Regions from separate parts of the Homo sapiens genome. Here region 1 is linked to region 2. A link is an interaction called in ENCODE POLR2A ChIA-PET data of the cell type or tissue named here. Cell type or tissue: PC-9. All regions are shown on one strand. Each heading gives the region's core, and the rest is flanking DNA. Links, peaks and the distances in the headings are about the cores only.

The links. Peaks named below come from ENCODE experiments on the same cell type or tissue, not always from the same donor. Only the 100,000 strongest peaks of a DNase experiment are listed, where the experiment ranks them.
Region 1: POLR2A ChIA-PET joins it to region 2 with 30 read pairs; 3 of 35 experiments call an interaction of 5 or more read pairs at or near these places.

What each region holds. Positions count from the first base shown.
Region 1 is chr10:21,388,463-21,392,856 of GRCh38, forward strand. No RefSeq gene overlaps it. Among named protein-coding and RNA genes, the nearest start is that of LINC02643, 18 kb to the left of the region's middle. In PC-9, for the core only: no CTCF peak of the experiment used is centred there; no DNase peak of the experiment used is centred there.
Region 2 is chr10:21,236,136-21,240,529 of GRCh38, forward strand. It overlaps a transcript of NEBL not described here. Among named protein-coding and RNA genes, the nearest start is that of NEBL-AS1, 64 kb to the left of the region's middle. In PC-9, for the core only: no CTCF peak of the experiment used is centred there; a DNase peak (open chromatin) is centred at 2,106; H3K27ac peaks cover 2,187 bases.

The sequences.
Region 1 (4,394 bases), core at 239-4,238, 150 kb after region 2:
CACGAGTGTGTTGCGTGTAACAATTACTTAGAAATACTTTTCAGCGAGTACTCTAGAAGAAAAGGGAGATGGATTAAATCAAAGGTTTTCCCGGGCAGCCAACTGTTAAGGAGGAATCTGTCATTTTTCTAGATCAGAAAAAAAAAGGATGTAGTACATGGACAATTATTTTGGTCGCCTCTTTGTTCTTCTCTCTGTTTCTGCTTAATACTTCTCACACACCCCAGTGGCCTTTAGAGGACGTATAAATTTCTCTGACATTACTCTTCTCTCCAGTTCCCTATTCTCATGCAAATTCACCCTATAAGTTCTCTTCTTTCTCATCCCATTCCTATTCTGAAACATAAAAAGCACGAAACCCCCAGAAGCCCCGTGGTTGCGCCCGAAGGGGGAGAGGCTAGATAACCTTTTGTATCTTTTCTGTCACTAATTCCTGATCTGAGCCCAACATGTCCCCACTAATGCCGCTGCCTGGAATGGTCTGCAGTTTGAGCTTTTTCCGCCATCCTATCCAATGCCCTTAGCAATTCACATTCATAAAAAGTGAGATTAAATGTATGTAACTGTTGGCCTGTGCTCCCGAATTCCATTGCTGCCTCTACTAATGATTTCCTGTTAAGGGCAGATTTTTACCTCAGTAAAGGTAGCTATGCCTCCCTTGCTGTCAGGAGCAGTTATTAAGCAGCTAAGCCAGGGCCGGGCACAGTGGCTCGTGCCTGTAATCCCAGCACTTTGGGAGGCCCAGGTGGGTGTATCGCTTGAGCCCAGGAGTTCGAGACAAGCCTGGGCAACATGGTGAAACCCCGTCTCTACTAAAAATACAAAAATTAGCCAGTCATGGTGGCGGGTGCTGTCGTACCAGCTACTCAGGAGGCTGTGGTGGGAGGATCACCTGAGCCTGGGAAGGTCGAGACTGCAGTGAGTCATGATAGCACCACTGCACTCCAGCCTGGGTGACAAAGTGAGACCCTGTCTCAAAAAAAATAAAAATAAAAATAAAAACTAAGCCAGGTTTCTCCAACACAAAATAAATTAGCTAATGAGTTTAGTACATGCAGGGCAAAATATAGCAAAAGAATCATTCATTCACTGAGCAAATATTTATTAATCAGTTACTTTATACCCTGTAGGAAATACACACATATAGAAAAGTCCCTAAATTCAAGAAACTTGGGATCTAGTAGAGGAGATAAAACCAAAACTTTTTGTTTTTGAGACAGAGTCTCGCTCTGTTGCCCAAGCTGGAGTGCAGTGGTACGATCTTGGCTCACTGCAACTTCTGTCTGCCTCCCGGGTTCAAGCGATTCTCCCACCTCAGCCTCCCAAGTAGCTGGGATTACTGGCGCCTGTCACCGTACCCAGCTAATTTTTGTATTTTTAGTAAAGACGGGGTTTCACCATGTTGGCCAGGCTAGTCTCGAACTCCTGACCTCAAGTGATCCGCTCGACTCAGCCTCCCAAAGTTCTGGGATTACAGGTGTGAGCCACCACGCCCGGCCTATATACACTATCTGATTTAACTCCCGCGACAACCCTGAGAAGTAAAGTTACTATCCCCATTTTATAGAGGAAGTGAAGGAGATTCAGACAGGCTGAGTAATTTGTCCAAGAAAACTGGCAATGCAAGAATGTATTTATTTATTTATTATTTTTTGTTTTTTTAAAGACAGGGTCTTGCTCTGCCACCCAGGCTGGAGTGCAGTAGCACAATATGGCTCATGCACCATCAAATTCCTGGGCTTGAGGGATCCTCCTGCCTCAGCCCTCCAAGTAGCTAGGACTACAGGTGTGTGCCACCATGACTGGCTATATTTTTCTTTTTTTTTCTTTTTTTTTTTTTTTTGGTAGAGACAGGTAATGCAAGAATTTTAAAACACTCAGGTCTGTCTGTCCGTCCAAACATACATACTAGATATACTACCTCCTCTTTCTCCAACAGGGAAGTTATGTCAAGGAGAAAACATTTTTTCTTCACTCTCTTAGGTTCAGTACCTAGGGGCCTGCAAATTAACCTGACAAAAGACAGATCAACAAGAGAAAAGACAGATTTTTATTCACATACATACATACCTGGGAGTTCACAGAAAAATGTGACTGAAGGAAGCAGAATTGGGGGCTTATATGCCATCTGAATGGGAAATGTGGGGGAGCAGTGAGGCACTTCTGGGAGAACAACTTACTTCTTAGAAGATGGGGAGAAAAAGCACCTAGGGAAACACAAAGGACTTTTTTTTGAAAGACTGATAGATTCATAGGGGAATAGATAGGCGATATGATAGCCTTGTGAGGATGTCTATTGGGGTGTGATGCTGACTTCTCTCTTCTCTGAGAAGGAAAAATCAGTGTTGCTCCTGGGGAGGGGATTTATGACAGTTGGGTTCTTTGGGGAGGCTCTGATTTTTGGCAAATAAAGGATTTCAGGAATTCAAATGCCTTCAGCTCAAAATAACTTTTGGGCCAGGCACGGTGGCTCACGCCTATAATCCCAGCACTTTGGGAGGCCAAGGTGGGCAGATCACTTGAAGTCAGGAATTTGAGACCAGCCTGGTGAAAACCCATCTCTCCTAAAAATACAAAAATTAACTGGGCGTGGTGGCACATGCCTGTAATCCCAGCTACTCAGGAGGCTGAGGCAGGAGAAGTGCTTGAACCCTGGAGACAGAGGTTGCAGTGAGCCAAGATCACGCCACTGCACTCCACCTTGGGCAACAGGGTGAGACTCCGTCTTAAAAGAAAAATAAAAAAGGCATATTTTGATGTGGCATATGCTGATCCTCTTCAGATATAATCTATTAGAACACAAACACAAATAGCAATAGTACAGAAGAGGACATGCTAAATGAAATGCCACAAAACTATGATTAAAATGCAACAAAGTTTCAGAGAAGAGGTCAATCCGTGGGTGAAGTGATCACAGAAGCCTGAATCAGAGCACAGGCAGGTGAGATGCATCTTAGGGTTTCAGCAGGCAGAGCAGGAAGAGCAGTCTAGTAGGCTGAAACGTTTTTTCTAATGGGCATGGTGGGAGGAGGGTATAGAATCTATCTATAGCATGTTACATATCTAGTCTGGCTAAAAAACATGGAATACTTCAAAAATTTGCATGCCATCCTTAAATAAGGTCTCAGCTCCCTTCTCTGAAATTTTGCTACAGGTGAAGGATGAACAACAGACACATTATCATTAAATCAATAACTAGTTTTTGTGGGCCAGGCACAGTGGTTCACACCTGTAATCCCAGTACTTTGGGAGGCTGAGGTGGGTGGATCACTTGAGCTCAAGAGTTCAAGACCAGCCCGGGCAATATGGCAAAACCCTGTCTGTACAAAAAAATACAAAAATTAGCCGAGCATGGTGGCAGGCACCTGTGGTCCCAGCTACTCGAGAGGCTGAGGTGGGAGAATCACTTAAGCCCGGGAGATCGAGGTTGCAGTGAGCCGAGATCACTCCACTACACTCCAGCCTGGACAATAGAGTGATACTCTGTCTAAAAAAAAAAAAAAAAAAAAAAACTAGTTTTTGCTAGGACTAGGAACTGTTTTGATCTTTGGAAACAAAGAACAGGCCAGCCCTTAATAGTATGTGAGTCCTTGTTACATGATAAAAATTCCATACCACAAAAATTGATTGCCCCAGTCATACTGGTCTAGTTGAAGCTGTAAATGGACCCCTTCTTAGTCAAGGAGACTCCATAGAAGCCTTAGAAGCTGGGTTACTGGCCATGACTGGGTGAGAGATCTAACATGCTTTATTATACTCCTTCCTTTTTGGAGCTTAGATGCAACAACTACCCAGCATTAATGTTAAAATAGAGATCTTAAGACTAACAGAATAGACTCTTTGTGGCCAATAAGATACCAAATTATAAACAGAACTTAAGGCAATGAAAGGCAAGGGTGAAGTCTCATCTGCAGTCCATCAATCTTGCTAAACAGGTCATTTTTTATTTTTTTGAGACCGAGTCTCACTCCATCATCCAGGCTGGAGTGCAGTGGCGCAATCTCAGCTCACTGCAGTCTCCACCTCCCAGGCCCAATCAATTCTTCCACCTCAGCCTCCCAAGTGCTGTGACTACAAGTGTACACCACAACACCTGGCTAGTTTTTGCATTTCTTTGCAGAGGTGGGGTTTTGTCATGTTGCCCAGGCTGGTCTCAACTCCTGAGCTCAAACAATTCACCTTCCTTGGCCACCTAAAGTGCTGGGATTACAGGCATGAGCCACCGTGCCTGGCCCTAAACAGGTCATTTTTGACCCAGGATATTGTGGCTGATTCTGACACAGCACCCTCATCTTAAGCATTTCTTTCTGCCAGCTCCAAGTTTTAGGCAGAGCCTTATTCCTTTAACTAATTGCAAATTAAATAATCTCTGGGCCAGGCACAGTGGCTCATGC
Region 2 (4,394 bases), core at 254-4,253:
TACAGGTGTTTCATATCAAATCAATTCACAATAGCTCACAGTCTCAATCATGGGAGGGAAATCTTAGCATGGTTAGCAGTTTGGAGTTATAGCTAGAAATCTTTAAAAAGCCTACAAAGAATTTAACAACTGAATTTTACAATGTTGCTTCCTCATGTTTTGTCATTCTGGTTTTGTTACTCACCTACTTTATTTTATTCCTTTTTTTAATTTTTTTTTTTTTTTTTTTTGAGACAGAGTGTTGTTCTGTTGCCCAGGCTGGAGTGCAGTGGTGCAATCTCAGCCCACTGCAACCTCCATTGCCCAGGTTCAAGCAATTCTCATACCTCAGCCTTCCGAGTAGCTGGGACTACAGGTGCACACGACCACGCCTGGCTAATTTTTTGTATTTTTAGTAGAGACAAGGTTTTGCCATGTTGGCCAGGCTGGTCTCGAACTCCTGACCTCAGGTGATCTGCCCGCCTTGGCCTCCCAAAGTGCTAGGATTGCAGGTGTGAGCCACTGTGCCAGGCCACTCACCTACTTTGAAAAAATAAAATCTTTGAAGATTTCCCCATGGCCTATCAAATTAAATATAAATTTAAATCTGACGTAATTTAGGCCCCAAAATGAACCCCAAACTCTTTCTAGACTCATAAACACTGCACCACCTACTAAACTCCACTAACAACTACAACAATCACTAACATTTCTAAAGCCTTTACTGTAAGTCAGGAACAGTTCCAAGAGTTTCACATCTTAAATAAATTAGTTCTCATAACTACCTAGTAAGATAGGTACTATTATTATTCCCCCTTTATAGAGAGAGGACCAAGGCATCGGTTAGTAACTGACCCAAAGTCACAGACTCGAATTCAGTAGAGTTGGGATTTAAACCCAGGCAGCCTGACACCTAAGCCCAAATGCTTGATCTTGATCACTTACACTCCTTGAACTTTCGTGTTTTGTAGATCCCTCTCTACTCTGCATCTTAAATAACCTCCTCCATAAAAAATCCATTGTCAAAATCCTGTCAAAGCCTGTTTCAAATATGACATCTTTCTTTTTTTGTTTGTTTGCTTTTGTTTTGGTTTGTTTTGTTTTGTTTGAGATAGAGTGTCACTCTGTTGCCCAGGCTGGAGTGCAGTAGCGCAATCTCAACTCACTGCAACCTCCCCTTCCCGGGTTCAAGCAATTCTCCTGCCTCAGCCTCCCGAGTAGCTAAGATTACAGGCGCAAGCCACCACACCTGGCTAATGTTTGTATTTTTAGTAGAGACGAGGTTTCACCGTGTTGGCCAGGCTGGTCTCAAACTCCTGACCTCAGGTTATCCACCCACTTCAGCCTCCCAAAGTGCTGGGATTACAGGCATGAGCCACTGCGCCCTGCCTAATATGACATCTTTCATGAAGCCTTTTTTTCTGTTAACATCTAATTGACATCTGGTCTTCCTTGGAGACCATACAGCATCTCCCTCATATCTTTCTATCTCCCTGATGTTCTTTTTTGTGAGACAGGGTCTTGCTCTGTCACCCAGGCTGGAGGGCAGTAGCACCATGTCAGCTCACTGCAACCTCCACCTCCCGGGTTCAAGAAATTCTCCTGCCTCAGCCTCCTGAGTAGCTGAGACTACAGGTGTATGCCACCAAGCCTGGCTAATTTTTGTATTTTTAATAGAGACTGGGTTTCACCATGTTGGCTGGGCTGGTCTCGAACTCCTGACCTCAGGTGATCCACCCGCCTCAATCTCCCAAAGTGCTGGGATTACGAGCATGAGGCACCACATCCAGCCATATCTCCCTGATGTTCTATTCTACCTTAATTTATTGTTAGTTTTCTTGCCTTAGACCCCTCAGTGATCTATAAACCTTTGAGCAAACAGACTAAGTGTCTTCATCCCTACAGCCCATGCAGCAGCTACCAGAATTCCTGGAACACGGAGAGCTCTTAATAAATATGTTCACCTAATGAATGCTTTCTTCCTTGTTCTGGTCTGATTTTACCTGGGGTGCAAAGCAAAAATAGAGTCTCAACTTTCAGGTGTGGTATCAGGTGTCCTGGCCTTGTGTTATGTCACCCTCAACAACAGTTGGGAGAAAGTCAAGGAAGTATACACACATTTTCCGTAAAGTGAGTCATTTCAGGGGAAAGGGTAATTTTATAGATTGACAATTATCATGTAACAATGTCCAGGTGAATGTCTAAAATAGTTTGTACTTTTTCCTAAGAGCTCAGAGGCATAATCTAGCTTTGCATTTCATAAAAGTGAGTATGATGTTTTTCCTTTAAAGTTAAGAAAGTTGGGCCGGGCCCGGTGGCTCACGCCTGTAATCCCAGCACTTTGGGAGGCTGAGGCAGGCTGATCACCTGAGGTCAGGAGTTCAAGACCAGCCTGACCAGCATGGTGAAACCCCATCTCTACTGAAAAAAAAAAAAAATACCAAAATTAGCTGGGCTTGATGGTGCATGCCTGTAATCCCAGCTACTGGGGATGCTGAGGCAGGAGAATCACTTGAACCTGGGAGGCGGAGGTTGCAGTGAGCCCTCGCGCCATTACACTCCGGCCTGGGCAATAAAAGCGAAACTCCATCTCAAAAAAATTAAAAAAAAAAAAAAAAAAAAAAAAAGAGAAGGTTGAGGGGAGAGGAGGAGGAAAAGAAGAAATGGTTCTTTCTTTTCTTTTAAGATCCCCCCCAAAAGCCTGTATAACTCAGTGGCAGGTGTCTGACTAGTTACTTTTCAAGGTGTGTCTGATGTTGATTTGGAAGGTTCAAGTTACCAAGAAAACAGACGCTTTGGTTACCTTGACAACATAGGAAACTCAGGGCTACAGCGTGTTTGACTCAAAATTCCCTTTCAAACCCTTTGTAGACTGAGTACCATTTTATAAGAATGCCAGGCCTGAAACTCTTGTTTCTGTGATAAATTAAAACTGCACTAGAAATGGTTTTCAAGATAAATACATCTTTTGTTTCATAGATGATAAAGCTACACAGCTTTAATAATTCTGATAAGCCAAGTCTTCTATCTTGAATTGCCTGGGTTGGTTATCTCTACTGCCCAAAGCCCCTGAATAATAGTCCCAAGTCTGTTCCAACTCGTCCTGGTGAGGTGGCAAACATAGTGCATTTTACTTTTTTTTTTAAACAAACACGTGAAAATGAGCTTTGGCCTGATGTTCAGATGCTGAATAGTTTACTCTTCATTAAACATAAAAATGCCAAGAAATAGTCGTTTGAAGAGATCCAATTATTTTTTCAGGGATCTAGTCAGCTGCTGCTGACTAGATACCAAGGGAAACAGATACCCTGAAATGCTGTCCCACTCTGCACCCCCACATCCCATTTTCTCACTCCTGCCTTAGTCTTTTCCAGTCCTGTCAGGCTCACTGAAAGGACTTATCTGCAAGACCCCCAAACCCAGAATTTTTAGAGTGCTGCTCCCCTAAAAGCTCTGGGAGGTCTCTTCTTTGTACTCTATTCCAGCCTCTGAATCCCTCTCCCAAGTGCCAGAACATTCGGGGCCTTGACCCTTCTCCCTTGGGACTGCCAGTGCAAATGTGATCTTAGCCAGCCTCGTCCAAACTCAGAACAGATTTTATTGTTAAAAAATGCAGTAAGTGGCAGGGCGCGGTGGCTCACGCCTGTAATCCCAGCACTTTGGAGGTTGAGGTGGGCGGATTACAAGGTCAGGAGATCAAGACCATCCTAGCTAACATGGTGAAACCCCATCTCTACTAAAAATACAAAAAATTAGCCGGGCATCGTGGCGGTCACCTGTAGTCCCAGCTACTCTGGAGGCTGAGGCAGGAGAATGGCATGAACCCGGGAGGCAGAGCTTGCAGTGAGCCGAGATTGCGCCACTGCACTCCAGCCTGGGTGACAGAGCGAGACTCTGCCTCAAAAAAAAAAAAAATGCAGTAAACGGTAGTCAATATCTGTATTCCTGTTGGTACAATAAAATAGAAGCAAAACAGAATTTTGTAAACTAGCCTAACAACCTGTACATAGCTGGTATATCTCTTTCTAGCAGGAACGTTTTCTTAGTTCAAACCAGCTAAGTTACCGACAAAACTCTTGGAACCTAATATATTCACAAATTGGATTCTCCCTGTATTTCTAGCTTTTCAGTGCATTTTACACACTGAAAATCCCTTTGTTAGTTTAGGATCGTAGAGATTCGTTGCATGTAAGTATAGTCTAAGGAAAATCAATCGCTTGGTTCATTTTTTTAAAAAGCCATGATGTGACCGGGAGCAGTGGCTCACGCCTGTAATCCCAGCACTTTGGGTACCAAGGCAGGAGGATCACCTGAGGTCAAGAGTTCGAGACCAGCCTGGCCAACATGGTGAAACCCCATCTCTACTAAAAACACAAAAATTAGCTGGGTGTGGTGGCACTCGCCTGTAATCCCAG